2 separate regions of the Homo sapiens genome follow, and region 2 is linked to region 1. The links are chromatin loops, found by intact Hi-C in ENCODE. Cell type or tissue: IMR-90. All regions are shown on one strand. Each heading gives the region's core, and the rest is flanking DNA. Links, peaks and the distances in the headings are about the cores only. Region 1 overlaps LPIN2 (lipin 2). Region 2 overlaps LPIN2 (lipin 2).

Region 1 (12,823 bases), core at 6,393-8,892:
ATGGTAAAAAAAAAAAAAATACATATTCCCTAAAGGCAAGAAAGTCCCACTGAACTAAGGCACTGCCTACTATACTCTGACGAGGTCTTTCCCCTGTGAGGCAGCTAAGTACCAGCCCACTTGGGTACATGTAACTGAGTCCATCTGAAGGAACTGACATGCCAAGTCAGCATGGAACACCCCAAAGCCATAATTAAAGCTAAGCCTATTAAATTCTTCACAAAGCAAAGATCAAAGCAGCAACAAAAATCTCAGGAGGTGTTACAAAGGACTCTCTCAAGAACTCACACAGAACATTCAGAACAGGAAAAAGCAGAAGGCAGAGATTAAGGACACTACATCAGACAAAGGGCAGCAGGACAGGTGAGTGACGCGAGGATGCAGTGATACAGAGCGGCCAATGCTTATGTTTTGCCAAATTAATTGGAGAAAGGCAATTAGAGACAATACCGTGTAACAAATGACATTAGTAAATTTTTAAACCATAAAGCATTTATGTTTAAAAATAAGAAATATTCCTTCCTGTAGGAATTCAAAAGAAGAAAATAAGGCCCAATATTTAGAAGCAGTCAAACTCCTAATACTAAATAAACGATCAAGTCTGGTGTTCAGTAAATTCATGTCTTAGCCATTTGTTTCATTCCTTTTTGTATCATCAGAGGAAATGGAAGGTACATAATAGAGATAAAAATTAACTTCAGGCAGAACGTGGTGGCTCACGCCTGCAATCCCAGCACTTTGGGAGGCAGAGGCAGGCGGATCACCTGAGGTCAGGAGTTTGAGACCAGCCTGGCTAACATGGTGAAACCCTGTCTCTACTAAAAATACAAAATTAGCTGGGCCTGGTGATGCATGCCTGTAATCCCAGCTACTCAGGAGGCTGAGGCAGAAGAATTGCTTGGACCTGAGGGGGAGGTTGTAGTGAGCCGAGATCATGCCACTGCACTCCAGCCTGGGCAACAGAGCGAGACTCCATCTCAAAACAAACAACAAAAAAATTAACCTCATATAATTTAAAATACTCAAGCTTTTAAACAATAGTTCTGAAAATGTATAGGTTTCTGTAATTATTTTTTTATTAAGCTTTTGAACTTAGCTTTGATAAACATATTACCCTGAAGCTAAAGTTTGATTTAGCTAGGAGAAATCTGTGTTCACCAGAAACACACACTTACAGAGAAATTGTAATAAGATATTCTGAATGTCCAAAAGAAACCCAGATGAGAGGTCGTGGTCTCTGACTTTGAGGATTTTTAATTCAATGATCTTTATTTTACTTACTGAAAGCTCTTTTTGTTTCTGGTGGTATTTCTTAGTTCTATTATAGCAATGTTTGTAGGATGAAGATAACCTGAACGCCTACCAGCAAGAAAATGGTTAAACAAACTATGGTATGTCCATACTATGGAATACTGTGCAGCTATTAAAAGCACAGAGTTAGGTTTAGAACTAGACTTGAAAAGAATGTTGATGACATATAATTAAATGAGAAAAATCTGAGAGAAAAAAATCAAATAAATGGCAACAAACTGGGTTTTTGGTCATCTTTATCCTACTCTAAATGACGAACCCCTAGAGGAACAGAGGCATGTTGTATTCATAGCATGTGGCATAGAGTAGTAATTCCAACATTTGTTGGATAAATTAACAATTTTTTATTTTAAGGAGAAGCATACTACACAAGATAAACTCTGGTCAATGTAGTCATATGTGGAATAGGGAGAAAAAGGCTGGAAAGTTGACATTTTCCAAGTTGTCCTTGCTGAGCATAATTTTTAGCGGAACTGTCAGAATAAGCCATGAAAACGAGGTTAACATCAATAACCCAGTCCTCTCGCTTACGGTGCCTGCTGATCTAGAAGTTCAGTGTTATGAATTATAAATAATTTTAAGAAACATACAAAAAGTGGTTTTTTTTTTTGACAGATGTCATTTATTATGTTTCATTCTGCTCTTTGCCTCTGTCTCTGATAAGGAAAAATGTTGCTTAGGCCAAGTAAATGCAAACAAGGTATTACAAAGATAAGTAATGAAGAAACTAGAAAAAGCACCAGTCTGATCAAGCTTCCCCTTCATAAATCATAGTGTTTCAATGCTGCTTTACCTACTGGTACCTAAGTTGTTGGTTTCTCAATCAAAAAATGATAAACAATCTCATTTTGCTATCGTATTTTTTGGTAATAATTTTCTTTGTAAATTTATTGTATCAAACTGTAAGTTCATCTTCAAAGCCAAAAAAGTAGTCCTGTATCCTTAATAACTTGATGCTTATCAGTTTTGCTATTTGAGACTTTATTCTTTATGAAGAATGATGTACTGATGCCTTTGAAAGAATTTTTAAAAAGATGCACATTACGTGATCTGAGTTCTTTAGTGAGAATGTAAAATCTATTATTAATAAATAAATAAATAAAAAGATCCACATTGAATCCATCAAGAATCCGTCGTTAACTAGCGTTCAAATCAGTACATACAGAATGTGTGTGCTGGGGAGGGGGGATTTTAACAAATCATGCTCGTTTGCTAGAAGAAGTCAAACATGTAATCACTTATAAAAGGATATAGGCCAATTAATTTAACTCTCTTGAGATCATAATAAATTAATTCACCTGACTACTCAAGGTGAGGGATGTAATATCCCAACCAAAATGGTAAACATGAGTCCCAGTCCAAAGGGCACATGTGGATAAACACATAGCCAGAAGAGAAATGCCCTACTCAGGCAGAACTGAATGTATTCAAGTCAATATGTGAACCAGAAGCAACACTAAGTAAGAAAGCTCATTAAAGCTAGAAAGTGATGTGCCTTCCCTTAGAAAAAGTGCAAGTATGTGCATTCAGCATGCTCCCTGCACCCTGAAACTTTGTATGGAGAAAAATTCCTCATCCCTTCAGTTCCTTTTTGACAGCTTAGTTCTTCAACATGAAACTAAAGCTTGTCTTGCCAACAACAGTCCTCTGTACAATCAACCATAAAAAACTGCTAAACGGTCCGTCTGGGCCACGTACCAGAGGCCTGAGCACACTGTGTAAGGAGGGTGTAACCCATGCAAACTTACATATTCTTCTTCAGTCTCCTCAACAAAGAAAGCTTCTCCGTTATCACCCAACTTCATGTGAAGATCCACTGCACTGCCGTTGATTTCTATATCAATCTATGGGAGAAACAAAGTATGACTTAATGTTCAAGGAGTCTTTCCTTCAAGTTAAACTAAACCAGAACTCTGAGTTCTCAAGTCAAACTTAGCATAGTTTTGAGGTTCCTAGAACTACAGCCTCTGAGAAACACTGCTACTTGCCCCTACCCAACCCCTAAGAAGCCAAATGGAGCTGGCAGAGGGAGAGATGGACAACCAGGAATTGAAAGAAAGTGTTTCACCATCTATTTTTACAACATATAAAAATTTTAAAATTATTTTTCAAATTTAAAATGGGGGAAATATTATTGTCAAACATTTGCACACTTTCCAAGTTATGGCACAGGCAGGCCTCACCTCACACGGTTCAGATACACACAAGTTTCAGGAACCTCAGTATGTGAGCTGTGAGCAACTGCATCAAGTACAACTTCACCGACAGCTCTTCTGCCCACAGATCACTACGTAAGTAACAGGTGACAATCAGTGCTGTGATTGGTCACTGATGATGGCGGTTCCATTTTCCCAAGAACCAGGTGAAACGATGGGATAAGTAATATCATGTCAAAAAAAAATTCAGGTAGACATATGCGTTGGGCCATTTTTGTGTTTGCTATAAAGAAATACACAAGGCTGGGCAATTTATAAAGAAAAGAGGTTTAACTGGCTCATGGTTCTGCAGGCTGTACAAGCACGGCGTTGGCATCTGCTTGGTTTCTGGGGAGGACTCAGGAAACCTTTACTCACGGTGAAAGGCGAAGTGGGGGCAGACACGTCACATAGTGAGAGCAGGTGCAAGAGACTGGGGGTGCCACACAAAGGTGCCACACACTTTTAAAACAATTGGATCTTGTCAACTCAGCAAAAACTCATTCATCCCCAAGTGGATGGTGCTAAGCCATCCATGAGGGATCTGCCCCCATGATCCAAACACCTCCCACCAGGCTCACCTCTAACACTGGAGTTCACATTTCAACATGAGACTTGGAGGGGACATCCAAACCTTATCAACATATTTTGTCAAAATGCTTGTTATAAAACTCCTATGTATGGGCCGGGTGCAGTGGCTCATGCTTGTAATCCCAGTACTTTGGGAGACCAAGGTGGGCAGGTCACCTGAGGTCAAGAGTTCGAGACCAACCTGACCAACATGGTGAAACCCCGCCTCTACCAAAAATACAAAATCGGCTGGGCATGGTGGCGCCCGCCTGTAATCCCAGCTACTCGGGAGGCTGAGGCAGGAGAATCGCTTGAACCCAGGAGGCGGAGGCTGCAGTGAGCCGAGATCACGCCATTGCACTCCAGCCTGGGCAACAAAAGCGAAACTCTCTCAAAAAGAAAAACAAACAAAACAAAACAAAAACAAACAAAAAAACCTCCTATGTATGAATAACATAACCACACTGAAGTGAGGAAGAATGGAACTAACCTTACCTTGGAAACAGTATTTTGACTTGTATTATAAGTCTAAAGACATATTTGATATGTTACTCCAAACAAACATTGTGCAGTAGTTAATACATTCACAGAGATTTGAGTTAGCAATTCTGAAACTATTTTGTGTTTCCTAGGATTGAGTAACTAAGCAGATATACTGACGATAATCAGAACCATGTTTCCTGTTGAAAGAGAAAAAAATTATAAATAAGGAGGGGGAAAGAAGCCTGCGATGGTGGATGGGAATTGGAGGAACCCGTGTGCCCTCATGATTTTCATATATAGATGCAGGGGTGTGTGTGTGTGTGTGTGTGTGTGTGTGTGTGTACACGTGCACACATCCACCCATTTCCTGGCTCTGCCAGCTTGGGCTGCCTAGAAGCAATGATACCTCAGGAGTTACGAGCACGCCTAATAAGCAGATCTTTGTTCGTAAATACTATTCTTCAATAAAAGGAACTGGCGTAAAATAATTAATGCCAGAGCTGAGGCAGGGAAAGTAGCTTCTTCTGGAACACCTTCTGGTACCAGGAAGGAAGGGTTCAAAAACTGATGGGAGCATTTCAAAGGAACTCAACTTGAAGGACATACACTAACAGTCAAACTGGGACAATCTGAGCAACTAATTTCATTTTTGGAGGCTATCCATTTAAACAGTGTAGCTGGGAAAATAGAAGAATGCTTCTTTAACATGCAAATTCAGACTCTAAACTATTCATACACTATCTCAGAAAAATTAACACTTCACAGCCCTTACTTTTAGAGATCAAGTATGACATTTCTCAATGTGACTACTTATCATCTTTGTGTGACTTTAAATGGAGTTTGGTCTTTCCAAAAATTAAACCTAACATCAAATTATGCTAATATTGGCAATACTTAAAAGAATATGCTGTGAACTCTTCAGGCAACAACAACACAAAGGTTTTAAAAATATTTTGAGAGAACACCAAGTTGGAACAAATTCTTCCCACCAACGTGATTATTTTAAAAAGGACACTAATTTGATGTATGAAATTCTAGTAAAACAGTTTTAAAAATAACCCCTCATTTCCATATAGTCTTACTTCTTACACTGTGGCTTAATTGTGCTGAACATAATATAGGACTAAGATGCTGAAATGAAACTGGTATCTCTGAGAAACAGTCGATGTACTAGACTTTTGAACTAGCTTACCACTCTTTGGGTAAGAATATCTCAAATGTCTTTTGGGAGTCTATTCATCCTGTTTCAAATCATATACAAGCTGAGTGTCTCAAATCCAAAAATCTGAAATCTAAAAATGCTCAAAAATCTGAAACTTCTTGAGCATTTACATGACACTCAAAGATAATGCTCACTGGAGCACTTCAGACGTCAGATTTTCAGATTTGGGATGCTCAACCAGTAAGTATAGTGTAAATATTCCAAAAAATGAAAAAAATGAAATCCAAAATGCTCTGGTCCCAAGCATTTCAGATAAGGGATACTCAACCTGTATTTCTGGTGTGGCTTTAGGGAGTAGAGGTGGGCTGTTGTCCAAGCCAATAAATATATCTCTTTCCCAGCTACAGAAACTGGTCCCAGAGATATGTCCGTTCCTTTGACAGGGAGACTAAATACTGATACTTCTGTAGGAAGCTCTCTCTCCACTGGGATTGATGAGTTAACAGATTGTGAGCCTGGAGGTATTGGTGGCCATTTTACATTAGAGAGAAAACAGAAGTGGAAGCAGAGAGCAGAGGTGGGGAAAGAAAAAGGGAATTCTGACAGCAAGCTTTTTTGCCTAAGCTAGTAGAGGGTAAATTTCTGTTATCAGCAATGAAAATAGTTTTAATACACTGGGTTATTTAACTTTGATAAATAATCTGACCAGGCGTGGTGGCTCACACCTGTAATCCCAGCACTTTGGGAGGCCAAGGCGGGTGGATTACCTGAGATCAGGTAATCCTAGCCAACATGGAGAAACCCCATCTCTACTAAAAACACAAAAAGCAGCCAGGCGTGGTAGCACGCGCCTATAATCCCAGCTACTCGGGAGGCTGAGGCAGGAGAAACGCTTGAATCAGGGAGGCGGAAGTTGCAGTGAGCAGAGATCGCCCCACTGCACTCCAGCTTGGGCGACAAAGCGAGACTCCATCTCAAAAAAAAAAAAAAAACAACAAAAAAAAAAAACAGAAAAAAGAAAAAAAAACTTTTATAAATAATCAAGTAATCAGCTTTTTCTGATATCAATAAATTTTAAAATATCAAGTACACATTTACCTTCTAAAAGTAAACTCCTAAGTTACTAAATTTACTGGGAGTACTGCTGTTCTACCAAACAATTACGTATCAATGGCAGTGGGAAAATTATTATACTACATCTCTCTAAACAGTGGTTTTAAGGTGGTCATGATTTCAAATTCACTTCATAGGTACACCCGTATTTGAAAATTTGGGGTCTTACTTTCACATCAATGGCCAGCTTTCCCTAACCCAAACTGACTTAAAATAAGACAAATAGTTAATGCAAATTGCCAGTGTATCTCAAAGTAGGCATGATTTCAGTTTTACTCTCACAGTTTTTCAGTTTTCTCACAGGAAAGCTGTTTTGGTAAATCAAATGGCCAAATTTCCTCCCAAACATATTCTTTGGGTTTCTGAGATACTAAGGGAGTAGGAGGAAAAAAATTCTCTTTTCCTGTGTCTCATGAGTACATTCCTATTAAAAATGCAACGTTTTGACAAGATAGTAACACAACGATTGTGTAGCTTTTGCACAGGAATTGTATTATTTCCTAAATTAGAGGCACACAGCAAGCAGGAAAAGGTGTTTTATCTACTTGGTCACCATTTACAGATGCATACATGCTTATAAATACATCTGCCTTCAGGTTCCATTTTGAAAGGCCAGACACTGATCCAATGTGATAAAAAACAATCTCAGCAAAAAAAAAAAATAATGATGATGATACCTTATCAGCAGTTTTACAATAGATCCATACACAACTAATGGGAAATTTCAGTTTGTTGCCAATTCCCCCAGAACAGGTCCAGTCTGAAAGTACTATTGGTGTTACCACAAAGAAAGAAAAAATTTCAGAGAACCTAAACTATGGCTAAATAACACTGTTTTGCAATGGAAAGTTTCTAAGTCCCTAAGTAAACTGCAACTGCTTTTGCTTTCTAAAGGGTGACTCTGAACAGAGGCCAGACCACACAAGCCCTGCTACCCTGAAATGTGGTTCTCCAGTGGAAACTGATTTTGTAATACCTAGAAATGAGATGTTTTTCCTGGAGGAAAAAAAGAAAAAGAATATCTAGTTTTGTGAAATCCATTTTCTTTCACTCTCAAAATAACATTTAAGTTTAATTAAATAGAGGGAAATTTCTATTTAAAGCTCAGCTATATAAAATAGCAAAAAGCTGAAAATAAATGTTTTCGACTTACACCAGTGGTCCTCTACCACATACTTTTAGGTCTGTGCCAGAAAATGGTGAGGCTCTTTTGTTGTGCTTTAAAATGTTGACAAAGCCTTTCTATGTTATTTAAGTAGATACTGCGAGGCAAGAATAGAAAGAGAAATCTGTGTACCTGCCAAGTGTTATTACTAGCTCTGTTTTCTAATTTGATTGACATCAGATATACTAGCAAAACTTCCAGCTGCTCCATAACCTGAAGAGGATAAGAAAAACCTACACAAATATCTTCTTCCTGAATGAATCTTCCCTAAAACAAACAAAAGTCAACCAGCCTATGGTCTGTTGGTTAGCATTTCAGTCAAATATGGGGACAAGTCCTGGTATCAACAACAGAATTTAGATTACAAAAGTTTTTACAGCTTTGTCAAAACAAACAAAATGTGGCATTAATTAATTTCCTTTAAAAAAAAAAATATGGCCAGGTGCGGTGGCTCTACACCTGTAATCCCAGAACTTTGGGAGGCCGAGGCCGAAGCCGGTGGATCACTTGAGGTCAGGAGTTCGAGACCAGCCTAGCCAACAAGGTGAAACCCCGTCTCTACTAAAAATACAAAAAATTAGGGGGGCATGGTTGCACGTGCCTGTAATCCCAGGCACTTGGGAGGCTGAGGCAGGAGAATCGCTTGAACCTGGGAGGCGGAGGTTGCAGTGAGCCAAGATCACACCGCTGTACTCCAGCCTGGACAGCAAAGCGAGACTCCGACTCAAAAATGTGTGTGTGTGTGTGTGTGTGTGTGTGTGTGTGTGTGTGTGTGTTCTTGATTATACCCACCTATTCCATTTACAATTAGTATGAAGGTATTAGCCTAAGTATTTAAAAATACTATATAAGGTAAAGGAAATTTTTCTTTTTCTAAATATGTCTAAGTTCCCCCATCTAGTTTCTGTTTTGCTTTTCTGAGTTGCAACATGTAAGATTATTATAATAATTTTCAGTTTCCCTTTCCCTTGAAGAGACTTCTGCAGTCGAGCTTTGTGGTTTTCAAAGTAACTTCAAAAGCAATACATAAAGGTTGACTTCTCGTAACATTGTCTCAACATCATTCAGGTTAAAAAAAAAAAAAGGCCTAGAAAACTCACAATAGCGATTTATTCATAGAGGATGACTTTTCTACTCCTTGAGGACACTCACTCACTTTCTCTTTGAATCTCAGGATGACTTTTCCTCTCCTTGAGGACACTCACCACTTTCTCTTTGGATCTCAGGACTCCCAGCTTTCCAAACCGAACGTGAAAAGGTGAACACTGATAGCTGCCATCCTGCTGCTGTACCACGATGACATCAATGCACCCAGAGAGGGTGGCCTGGTTAATGCCCTTGTAGAGTTCCTTCACAGTGACAATCACCTGCCCAGCCAGCTGTCCCACATAATTCATGGTTTGAGACTACAAGAAACAAAAATTAGATGAGATGTTAACACTAAATTTGTGATCTATTGACAAAGAAATAACAGTCGTAACAAAAATGACACTACTCACTTGTATGCCAGATTTCATATCATTAGCCTTATTAATTTTCAACCTAACAGTCTCATGCTACCATTGTTTCTACGCATTTCCACACACGGACCTCCCGAGACTATTCTCCTTTGTATCTGAGAGGCTGCTCCAGCCAGGGCCTGAGGCATTCCCTTTCCTTTCTCAGCAACCTGGATAGTACTGACTGCCATTAGGGACTTTTTCCCCAAAGTTCAGGATCAGCACAGAATCACCAAAGAACCCTGACCTCCTGCCCAAGACCCTTTGGAACCTGCGGCTACTGCATCCACTTTGGCCATAGCAGCCAAACAGAAAAAACAAACATCATCCCCGGGAGAAACCAGAGATTCATCTTCCAACAGAACCAATGTAATAAATTAGTGAGAGCTACATTTTGTAAGGAACTATTATTACCAGAATAGTATGGTTCGGACACATGCTAGATTAAATAAACTCTGGCAAGTCTGCCTGAGCCTAGCCCATTTATAACATTACTTCTACGGAAAAATCCCTTCAATGACTCAATATAACTAACTGGAACATGCAATCAAGTTCTACAAAGTTCAAAGCACAGAAAAGGGTTTTACTCTTGTTCCTCAACCTCAATTCACTATTCAAATCACAATCAAAAGGTCTGCAAGGAGTTCTCCAGAAAGGCTCAAAGGAGAGGAAGTACAGCTAAAGCCAGGGGTGGCTTTATTGCCTTGGCCCCATCCCCAACTTTTCCACTAATAAAAACCAAATCCCCCCCTTCAGTCCTAATGTCAGATTTTACTTCCAGCTACTGAATACACCCCCACATTTTATTCATTAGATGCTGACACCCCTAATATTATGCCAAAGCACAATTCAGTGAAAGCCATTCTGGGGACTGGAATGACAGAGAGTAACCAAGAGCCCCTCCAATGCTCCAGCTAATTCAGAGGCCAACTTTCACCCAACCACAGGACTGACTGACTGCTCTCCAGGCTGTCTGCCATAAGCAGCTCGTGGTTTCTCTACACCCAGCTTGGAGGCTGCCTTGAGCTTAAAGGTCCATGCTCTGAAAAGTTTCAGAGATCATGTTCTGTGTTGCCAAGTGAGTCCAAAACTGAACTGGGAGAAAGAATGCTGTCTTCTTGGGAAAACTCAGGGGCCTCCAGGATATCTGCCTGCACAGAAATTCACTCTGCTCTTCACAGATGAGTGGCCACGGCAGAGCCCTGATTCTAAATTGTTTCCTGTTCCTACACGCGGATGAATGTGTAATCAAGGCCCATCAGTTCTACACCATGAAGCATCGCCATGATAATTTTACCCTGGAAGAAATTTTTAAAATATTTTAAAACTAATGTTACCAAGGCCCTTAAATGCACCCATAGAAAAGCTGGAAAACGCTTGTGCTGCAAAACTTACTCCTAAATAACAAAATAAGATGACATCCTTTATGTGATATCAAACAATTATAATCTGGTGATGGTTTTGGAATAATTGATTTGACCTCAATAGCTAAACCAAATTAAGCATGTATCAAGTGCTCAATAATCATTTATTGAATGAATGAACAAATGAACTAGTAATAAATGAGACTAAAAAAATAAGAAACATAAAAAAAAAGTGTGGGGAGGAAATAGTGTTTCATCAAAATATTCATATAACATCCCATTATGTTTTTAATAATTAAATTCCTATTTTGAGGTCACTGTAGATTCACATGTGGTTCTAAAAAATAACACAGCTAGATCTCATGCATCCTTTTCATATTCTGTAGGTAATGCATATTCACAACATGCTTTTTACCTACATGGCACACACATGAATTAAACAGCATCCAAGCAGTCAATCTTGGTATTACTGCTTGAATGGTGGTGGCAATGTTAAAATGAATTTTATTACAAGAAAAAAAAAACATGTTAGACCTTTTCTTAAAATAAACAAAAAAATGCTAACTTTTAAGCATTGACATTCAGCCACAAACAAGTCTTATAAACATAAATGTGTAACAAGCTTCCATCAACTACAGCATAAAATTCATAATTAAGTGTAACCGTACCTATTCAAGATTATTTTAACTACCATGGTTAAGGGATGTGCTGTTATATGGGAAAACCTAATGTGTAAATGCCAGTTGCTAAATGTAGAAAAATACAGGTTGTCAAATAACTGGTTTTCTCTTGACAGATAATGAAACAATGACATTTATATTGTGAAGGCTGGTAAAACAAAAGTAAAGGGAGGCCTGTAGCTTAACATGCTACACCCTGGGTATGATGAGCAGCTGTCTGCTAGAAGGGTCACCCCAACAGAGCTGGGGAAAGAGGCTTCCTCACCGTTAGTTACGTCTGGAGGAAATGCAGTTGTTCGTCATAGGCATGAGGGATATGTTAAACAGCCTGCTCTTGAAGCAGAATCTAGTGCCATATACCTTATTCCTACATGCTAGCCCAGCATAGCTACACAATAAGAACCAAGTCAGACCTGTCCTGGTCAACACCTGGGAAAGCCACACTCTGAACCAGCAGCAGAAAAGATACACAATGATGTAACCCAAATGTTTAAAAAATATAGCAAAATAACACACTATAAACTATTCCTCCTATTTTATCATGAATGATGAGGGAAAATGTGGGAGGACAAAATAAATAATGGAGAGTGACAGAGACCAAAGGAGAGCCATGCAGAAAGAAACAAACAAGAAGTCACAGAGAAAAAAGAGCAAAAGCAAAGACAGAATATTTAACCAGAAAGGCAGGCTCATTTGGAGATGCCCACACAAAAAGCAAAATGTGGAAATGAAAAATGGTCACAGAGCAGCATCCCTATCTTGAGGCTTACGGGCATAAATAAAAATATTAAAGTGCACTTGCTGATTCTTGGAACAAGAAGAATACATCCAGCCCATTCTTTTAACAAATACCAAAAATGCTTCTAACACATCTCTGAAATACTCTAACAATAATCACACTGGAAACAACTCTTTTTTTGAAAGCTCGTAACATCCCAAATTCTTAAACTTATACATTATTATCTCAGAACTACTTTAGAGGTGGTATTATTTCTATTTTTAAAGACAATTAAGGCTGGGTGTAGTGGCTCACGCCTGTAATCCCAGCACTCTGAGAGGCTGAGGCAAGCAGATCACTTGAAGTCAGGAGTTCAAGACCAGCCTGGCCAACACGGTGAAGGCCCGTCTTTACTAAAAATACAAAAAATTAGCCGGGCGTGATGGCGTGCGCCTGTAGTCCCAGCTACTTGGGAGGCTGAGGCAGGAGAATCACTTGAACCTGGGAAGCGGAGGGTGCAGTGAGCCGAGATCACACCACTGCACTCAAGCCTGGGTGACAGA
Region 2 (9,320 bases), core at 5,348-7,847, 50 kb after region 1:
AGATACCACACTTACAGGGGGAAGGTCCATTTCCATTTGATGACAAGGATAGCACTGAAAGATTCAGCCAGCATTTAAAAGGATGACCTTCAAAAGACCAAAAAAAAAAAAAAAAAAAAAACCCACCATAACAACATAGGTATACCAGTACCTACGTTTTTCAACTGGCAGAGAATAACATTTCATGTAGTTTTATAAGCTAAGAAAATTAGTGTCCATTCTAATGAAAATCAATTATTCAAGCTTATAGAAAAACATTAGAGGCCTTATGAACTAATCAGCAGATTTTTAAATTTTAGTCAAACGCTCACCTGCAATACACTAGGTATAGACAACTGTGCTTTCTAGACGTCCCATTCTAAACACAAAGATAAGGTCCCTCCTACAGGCCCACACATTAACAAAATTCATGCAGCCATAGATGAAATGATGGAAAAATCTTAAGGATTACATTTATAAACACATGTTGTGCATAACATTTGTATACAAGATTTCTAACTTTGGCACTATGAGAATAAAGAAATTTCTTTCTGGGTCAAGAAAGAAATTCTAAGCAAACACATTAAACAATGTTTTTCTTTGAGATAAAAACAAGCTTTTAACTAAACAGTAAATTCTCACATTAAAAATATAAGCCCAGAGCTAACTCCAAGACAGTTCCTCAGACTTTCCCACAATCGCTCAAGCAGTACTCCCTTCTAAGTCCCTCCCTGTCCCTGATTCATAAAACCCTGCTTTACGCAGAAGCAGACCTACTTGATTCCTCTATGACACTATCAGCTACTTCGGGACAAGAGGAATGTTCATTCATTCACCTTTCGCCCTTTGTCCTATGACTCTCTCAACACTGGCTTCTCTGGCCTAGTAAGACCTAGAGGTGGATGCGGGCTCCAGTTTAACATATGACCTCATTTAATCCTCAGAACCAGCCTGTCAAGTAGGTATTGTTATCTCCCTATTACAAAAGAGACAACTGAGTAAATGATACATCAAAAGTATATTCATGAATTTGGGAATTCCCAAAGGTCTATGAGTATATTTCTATTTAATGAAAGGTTCTTCATCAGAGCTGATGTATCATTCATTTATTCAATTACACTAAGTAAAGCACCACTAAAACTCCATTAGCGGGGAGCTCATCTGCAGATGTAGTTACCAAGTGAGTCAAATGATACAGTGAAGAAAGCACTAGTTCAAAAGACAGATCTGCTCAAAAAGAATTCAGATACTCACTTGTATTAGGGGTTTCCACTGGCTACCAACAATGTGATGGGACCTGGATTTCTGAACTGTTGCAGGAAGTCAGGGACCCTAAACAGAGGGACCAGCAGGAGCCGAGGCAGAAGAACATAAATTGTGAAGATTTCATGGACATTTATCAGTTCCCAAAATTAATACCTTTATAACTTCTTAAGCCTGTCTTTACTGCAGTCTCTGAACATAAATTGTGAAGATTTCATGGACTTTTGTCACTTCCCTAATAATCATCTTATAATTTCTTATGTCTGTTTTTACTTTAATCTCTTAATCACGTTATCTTCATAAGCTGAGAATGTACGTCACCTCAGGACCACTACTGTACAAACTGATTGTAAAACGTGTGTTTGAACAATATGAAATCACTGTACCCTGAAAAGAACAGAATAACAGCAATTTTCAGGGAACAATGGAAGATAACCATAAGGTCTGACTGCCTGCGGGGTCGGGCAGAATACAGCCATATTTTTCTTCTTGCAGAGAGCCTATAAATGAACGTGTAAGTAGGAGAGATATCGCTGAATTCTTTTCCCAGCAAGGAATATTAATAATTGATACCGTGTGGAAGGAATGCATTCCTGGGGGGAGGTCTATTAACGGCCGCTCTGGGATTGTCTTATGCAGTTGAGATAAGGACTGAAATACGCCCTGGTCTCCTACAGTACCCTCAGGCTTACTAGGATTGGGAAATTCCAGCCTGGTAAATTCTAGTCAGACTGGTTCTCTGCTCTTGAACCCTGTTTCCTGTTAAGATGTTTATCAAGACAATATGTGCACAGCAGGACATAGACCCTCATCAGTAATTCTAATTTTGCCTTTGCCTTGTGATCTTATTGCCCTTTGAAGCATGGGATCCTTGTGACCTACTCCCTGTTCATACACCCCCTCCCCTTTTAAAATCCCTAATAAAAACTTGCTGGTTTGGGGCTCGGGGTCATCATTACGGTCCTACCAATATGTGATGTCACCCCCAGAGGCCCAGCTGTGAAATTCCTCTCTTTGTACTCTGTCTATTTCTCAGACCGGCCAACACTTAGGGAAAACAGAAAGAACCTATATTAAAATATTGGGGGCTGGTTCCCCCGATACTGAACAGAATAAAAGACTGGAAGCTCTATTCAGCTCTGAAACTGTTTAACTTAAGGATCCTTCTACTCACAGTCCAGTGCCATGTAACCCAGGAGTCACAGTGTACACTTACTCAAATCAGGAACCGTCAAAATTACGAGGGAAAATCCTTGAAGAAGGCACCATGTTGGATACTGACATACCACGTCTCACATAGTCCCACTGAGCCCATTTCCTCCTCCCCAACACCTTTAGTCACCTTCCTATCAGGATGAGCCCGAGAGCAATATTTAGGTTGTTTTAGGGATCATGTTGTATGAGAAATACAGCTTAGACATTCCATCCAGTCTCAGCCCAGCGATATGCTCATGCTGTGAAACACAGGCCAAAGAACATCAGGTTTACCTTGTCCAACTCATTCCAAAGTGCACCAAGTAGGCATGGTAGGGCCACATCACCTCCCCATCTTCCCGGCTGGTATTTCTCTCCTTGACACAATTGCCTTTGAAAACATAAATAACCCAGAGAAACCCACACTCCTATAAAGTAGGTGCTATCTCTCTGTTACCAATTTATAGATGCTGACATCTATAAAGAAAAGCTTCAGCCAGGTGCGGTGGCTCATACTTGTAATCCCAGCACTTTGGGAGGCCAAGGTCGGTGGATCACTTGAGGTCAGGAGTTTGAGACCAGCCTGGCCAACATGGTGAAACCCTGTCTCTACTAAAAATACAAAAATTAGCAGCGTTTGGTGGCAGGTGCCTGTAATCCCAGCTACTAGGGAAGCCAAGGCAGGAGAATCGTTTAAACCCAGGAGGTAGAGGCTGCAGCGAGCCAAGATCGTGCATCACTGCACTCCTGCCTGGGTGACAGAGCAAGACTCCGTCTCAAAAAAAAAAAAGAAAAAGAAAAAGAAAAGAAAAGTGTCTCGGCAGGGCACAGTGGCTCATGCCTGTAACCCCCTCAGCACTTTGGGAGGCTGAGGTGGGAGGATCGCTTGAGCCCAGAAGTTTCAGATCTTCCTCAGCTGATATAGCAAGACCCTTATGTCTATTAAAACCAAAATTAACCGGGGATGGTGGCACATGCCTGTGGTCCCAGCTACTCAGGAGGCACAGGCAAGAGGATTGCTTGATCCCAGCAGGTCCAGGCTGCAGTGAGCTGAAATCGTGCCACTGTACTCCAGCCTGGACAACAGAGCAAGACACTATCTTACACACACACACACACACACACACACACACAGCTTATCCAGTTCTACCTAATAAACGTAACAACAACGGCCAGGTGTGGTGGCCCAACTCAGCAATCCCAGCACTTTGGGAGGTAGAAACGGGAAGACTGCTTGGGCCCAGAAGTTTGAGACCAACCTGGGCAACACAGCAAGACCTCATCGCTATAAATAACAATGAACAACAATAATCATAATGAAGTAAAAACAAAACGCTAAAATTGACTTAGGGATGATAAAGCAATGCACAGGAACTGTCAGAGTCCTTGGGCAGTGGGGCAGCATAGGAACAAGGCAATGTGGGGAGGCAGGTCATCGCTACCACATGGCTGTGGCCTCTGGCAAATCTCTTTCAGCTTCAGGGTTCTCACCTAGAAAACAGCATTATTATCTGTACTTTGTACAGTGGTTGTGACTTAAGAGAGATACTTTACGTAAAAAACTTAGCAAAATGCCTAAAGAAGTTGTTCAATAAGATAACTGTAATAATGATAATCTTTTACAAATATTAAACACCTCCTCGAAATACCTAGTGTTCCTAAGTAGAAGGCATCAGCACCACTTTACAACAGACTAAGAATGTCAGTGGATAGACTAGATATTAAAGACCCCAAAATGCCAAATTTCTATATTTCAAATAATGCTACCTAGGTAAGTTATTTTTAACAGCTAAGCCAGTTAGAAAATCCTGCAACAGAAGATCAGTCCTTTCTTACAAAGCATTTGTTGACCGGGCACAGTGGCTCACACCTGTAATCCCAGGACAGCTGGCAGATCACTTGAGCCCAGGAGTTCGAGACCAGCCTGGGCAACATAGTGAAGCCTGGTCTCTACAAAAAAATACAAAAATTAGCCAAGCATGGGCCGGGCGCAGCGGCTCAAGCCTGTAATCCCAACACTTTGGGAGGCCGAGGCAGGGAGGTCACAAGATCAGGAGATCGAGACCACCCTGGCTAACACGGTGAAACCCCGTCTCTACTAAAAATACAAAAAATTAGCCAGGCGTGGTGGCGGGAGCCTGTAGTCCCAGCTACTCAGGAGGCTGAGGCAGGAGAATGGCATGAACCCGGGAGGCGGAGCTTGCAGTGAGCAGAGATCGCGCCGCTGCACTCCAGCCTGGGCGACAGAACGAGACTCTGTCTCAAAAAAAAAAAAAAGTAGCCAAGCATGGTGGCGCAGGCCTGTAGTCCCAGCTACTGGGGAGGCTGAGGTAGGAGGATTGCTTGGGCTGGGGAGGTCAAGGCTGCAGTGAGCTGAGATAGCCCCACTGCACTCCAGCCTCAGTGACAAAGTGAGACCTTGTCTCTTTAAAAAAAAAAAAACAGCATTTGTTTAACATTTTAAATAACAAAAACAAAGCTTTATCTCTCTCTCAAGTAGTATTTCTCTAAATAACTCTTATTCTCGAATAGTTCATATGTAAATTGACATTACAGCTATGTCAAATAGGTACCTATTATATTTAGTTAGTTATTTATTTTTATTTATCTTTTTTGAGATGGAGTCTTGCTCTGTCGCCCAGGGCTGTAGTGCAGTGGTGCTATCTTGGCTCACTGCAAGCTCCGCCTCCCAGGTTCATGCCATTCCCCTGCCTCAGCCTCCAGAGTAGCTGGGACTACAGGTGCCCCCCACCACGTCTGGCTAATTTTTTGTATTTTTAGTAGAGACGGGGTTTCACTGTGTTAGCCAGGATGGTCTCGATCTCCTGACCTCGTGATCCGCCCGCCTGGGCCTCCCAAAGTGCTGGGATTACAGGCGTAAGCCACCACACCTATCCAGGTACCTATTATTAATTTTAAAAAATACTGTTAAAAGAGTTTAAAGAAATGTAATATGTGGACAGACGTCTCTCAGTGTTTACAAAGAAAAAAATAACACAGCCTCCTAAAACAAACAAAAGATATATTATATCCCCTATAATGCTTCAACTAAGCCCAAACATTCCTTAACTTATGTTGGCTCATAAGAAAAGCACATTGTTTTACAAACACCACAAGTTTATAGACTCAACTGTGAGGAAAAATATCCATAACAATTCAAGCAGCTCCAAATCAGAGCTTCTAATTCATATTAACGATCTGATGGTTTTGCTGGCACATACCGGAGGGCAATTCAAAACATATAATCAAATGATCAGATGACCTTATATTGAATAAATTATTTCCAAATACTTTTTAAGAGCTGTTTGCATTCTGGACACCTCCCTTTCCGAATAAGTTTAAAGCCATGTCTCCAGTGCAGCTGAACATACCTATCTTGCCAGGAACCATAAATGTCATATCATAATGCACTGAATAGATGAGGACGATCTTGGTCAGCATACAATTCTACTGTTTAGTCAGGGGTATATAAAACGTCTTCTAGGCAAACTGCAATCCCATACTAACCAATGAACTTTTTGTTTATAATTATGATTCCTTTTATAAAAAGAGACCATCTTATTTTAAATTTAAAAACGGATGCTTAGGCTGGGCACAGTGGCTCACACCTGTAATCCCAACACTTTCGGAGGCCAAGGTGGGTGGATCACTTGAGTCCAGGAGTTCGAGACCAGCCTGGGCAACATGATGATACCTTGTCCTACAGAAAAGTACAAAAATTAGCTGGGCACGGTGGCACCTCCCTGTGGTCCCAGCTACTCGGGAGTCCGAGGTGGGAGGATCGCTTGAGCCCTAGAAGCGGAGGCTGCAGTGAGCCGAGATTGCACCACTGCACTCCAGCCTGGGTGACCAAGTGAGACCTTGTCTCAAATAAAATAGAAGTTTAAATCAATATTCTAAGGTCATTTATCCCTTTCATTTTATTTCAGAAATAGGTAAATGCAGAAATTCAATCTGTCACTAACAAAGTTACTTTGTACCATATATTTTTTGCGGAGTAAAATTACCAGTTCCAACTTTAAAGTTTCCGAAGGATGCTTTCCCCATCTTTAGCTCCTCCCTTCATCTAATACAGCTTAGTCATAACCACCAAAGCCAAATAATTTTTAAACCTAGATCCTTCCTTCCTTCCCTCCTTCCCACTTACTCATGTATTTATTTATTCAGACTCAGGGTTCTACTGTGTCATCCAGCAGTGGCGTGAACATGGCTCACTGCAGCCTCAACTCCTTGGCTGAAGCCATCCTCTGACCTTAGCCTCCTGAGCAGCTGGGATCACACAGGTGCCCGCACTACCACAGCTGTGTTTTTTTTTTTTTTTTTTTGGAGAGACAGGGTCTTGCCATGTTGTCCAGGCTGGTCTCAAACTCCAGGGCTCAGGCCTCATACCCACTTTAAAATCAACACATCTGTCCGGGTGCGGTGGCTCACGCCTGTAATCCCAGCACTTTAGGAGGCGAAAGCAGGAGGCTCACTTGACCCCAGGAGTCTGAGACCAGCCTGCGCAACACAGGGAGACTTCTCTCTTTCAAAAGAATTGTTTCGGCCAGGCGCGGTGGCTCACGTCTGTAATCCCAGCACTTTGGGAGGCCAAGGCAGGAGGATCACGAGGTCAGGAGATCAACACTATTCTGGCTAACACAGTGAAACCCTGTCTCTCCTAAAAATACAAAAAATTAGCCAGGTGTGGTGGCACGTGCCTGTAGTCCCAGCTACTCAGGAGGCTGAGGCAGGAGAATTGCTTGAACCTGGGAGGCGGAGGTTGCAGTCAGCCGAGATCATGACACTGCACTCCAGCCTGGGTTACAAACAAAAAAACACTAGTAAAATTCTAAATTCAAAGATTATAAAAATAAGTACCATTTTTTGTTTGTTTGTTTTTTGAGACAGAGTCTCGCTCTGTCACCCAGGCTGGAGTGCAGTGACACAATCTCGGCTCACTGCAACTTCTGCCTCCCAGGTTCAAATGATTCTCCTGCCTCAGCCTCCAGAGTAGCTGGGTCTACAGGCATGCATAACCACACCTGGCTAATTCTTTTGTATTTTTAGTAGAGACAGGGTTTCACCACGTTGGCCAGGCTGGTCTCGAATTCCTGACCTCAGGTGATCCGCCCGCCTCGGCCTCCCAAAGTGCTGGGATTACAGGCGTGAACCACCGCACCCAGCCTTCTTCCTCATTTCTTGTTAACAATTTTAACATAAACTGACAAACCTGATCACCGAAATACAACATTCAAAGGCTTTAGCAGAAAAAGACTGAATTGCAGTCAGTGAATCAAATTAGTAAAAATGTTTACTTTATCATCATTTTAATCCTGAAAGTGACATTAAGAGTTTTATCTTGTATTAAAACACAGTTTACCTCCCAACAGATTTTTTTTTCTTCTCCTTCCTTTCTGACTGAGAAGTTGAGCAGAGACAGATGCCCAACCCCAGCTTCCACCAGCTTCCTGCTGAAAATCAAGAGCAAGGCAGCCCACCAAGTGGCCCCGGCAGGATTCTGGCCATTCCCCACTACACATGGGTTGCCACTGACTGCTTCATTTGGACCCCAGGGTGAGCAACTCCCTCACGCTTGTCTTGAAACACACATGTAATAAGCGTTTAGTGTTAGTAATAGTGTGTTACTAAAATGAAGATTCAAGCTGACAGCAGGGGAGGTGGATTCCAAAAATCACAGTTAATTACCAAAGCCGCTAAGCCAAGTTATTCAAATGTCTTATTACCAAGGTATAGCCATAAAACTTACTGCTCCAGGCTATAATACCTTCAAACTCTTCAAGTTTTAAAGACACATTATACATAGGATTCTGCCAACTGGAGGCTATCTACCAACTTGTGAGTTGTTTCATCATGAAGGAGGCAAATGGTAGGTCACGAGACTCTGGGTCTCATTGAGAAGTATAAAAACTTACCAAGCAGTGAAGGGTATTGGAGAGAGAAAAACAGGATTTTAAAATGAAGATTCCAAACCACTGCCTACCAATCTGGCACGGCAAGTCGGGCAAATACACACTCAACGACAGTCACTGGGGTCGGAGTAAAAAGAAATGGATTTAAATTAAAGATGGAAAGACTTAAATCAGACTTAAAGAAAAGCCTCTTGATGTAAATTGCTAAGCACCTACGGGAGATAACCAAATCTACCTGTTACCACTAATCTATCAACTAACAAGACAAAGCCTCCAGCTAGGCGTTACTGTGCTGATATATATTAGGAAATAAGTACCCAAGGCATAGAAAAATCGCTGACACAGAGAACCAAGCCATAATGTAATATTAATAAAAGTAAACATTTGACCCTTTACCACCTCTAACACGTGGCACCACCAGGAATATTCATCCATGCCTCACCATTCAGGGAAGGTAAGTGAGCTCACTCAGGAAGTGCCACCGTCTTCCAGGTCACTGGTAAGGACAAACTGCCTGCTGCGTCTACCTTCATTCAACAGACCTCGACCGAATCGCATCCCAAAGCCGGCTATGTGCTTGGAACTTACTGAGCAGCTATGGAGTTTGGCTTTCAGGAACTCTGGGTCCAGTCCTTAAAACCAAAAGTGCAATACAGGGCGATGAGAACTTCTATTGCTACATTCTCCTAGCAATAAAGAAGACAAAGCCCCAGCTGACTCTATTATTTGCTTCTTAACAGTGCTTTACTATAGTATTAAAGGGTTTTCAAACACTTCATTTCCAGCTTCTCTTAAGCATAATGCGTGCCTATTGACTCTCGACTGTGCCATCAAACGTTAAAACAGAACCTGTCGTTTCATTTCTAGCTTTCTATGGCTACCTCTATCAAAAGTTGGGCATGGAGATACCTTAAGTCTGGCTGGGGCGGTTGCTCACGCCTGTAATCCCAGCTCTTTGGGAGGCCGAGGGGG

The links. A loop is a pair of places that touch in the nucleus more often than their neighbours do. Peaks named below come from ENCODE experiments on the same cell type or tissue, not always from the same donor. Only the 100,000 strongest peaks of a DNase experiment are listed, where the experiment ranks them.
Region 2: a loop joins it to region 1, with 2.8 times the contacts of the local background. A loop is called at or near these places in 16 of 110 quality-filtered maps.

The regions. Positions count from the first base shown.
Region 1 is chr18:2,951,445-2,964,267 of GRCh38, forward strand. It overlaps LPIN2 (lipin 2), which reads right to left. Exons shown (of 20, transcript NM_001375808.2): 2 at 9,205-9,405; 3 at 3,060-3,155. The coding sequence starts at 9,396. Among named protein-coding and RNA genes, the nearest start is that of LPIN2-AS2, 9.1 kb to the right of the region's middle. RefSeq lists enhancers at 5,595-5,654, 6,530-6,689, 8,874-8,973. In IMR-90, for the core only: no CTCF peak of the experiment used is centred there; a DNase peak (open chromatin) is centred at 7,747; H3K27ac peaks cover 325 bases.
Region 2 is chr18:3,002,138-3,011,457 of GRCh38, forward strand. The region is part of intron 1 of LPIN2 (lipin 2); the gene reads right to left. Among named protein-coding and RNA genes, the nearest start is that of LPIN2, 6.3 kb to the right of the region's middle. RefSeq lists an enhancer at 1,743-2,260. In IMR-90, for the core only: no CTCF peak of the experiment used is centred there; a DNase peak (open chromatin) is centred at 6,604; H3K27ac peaks cover 626 bases.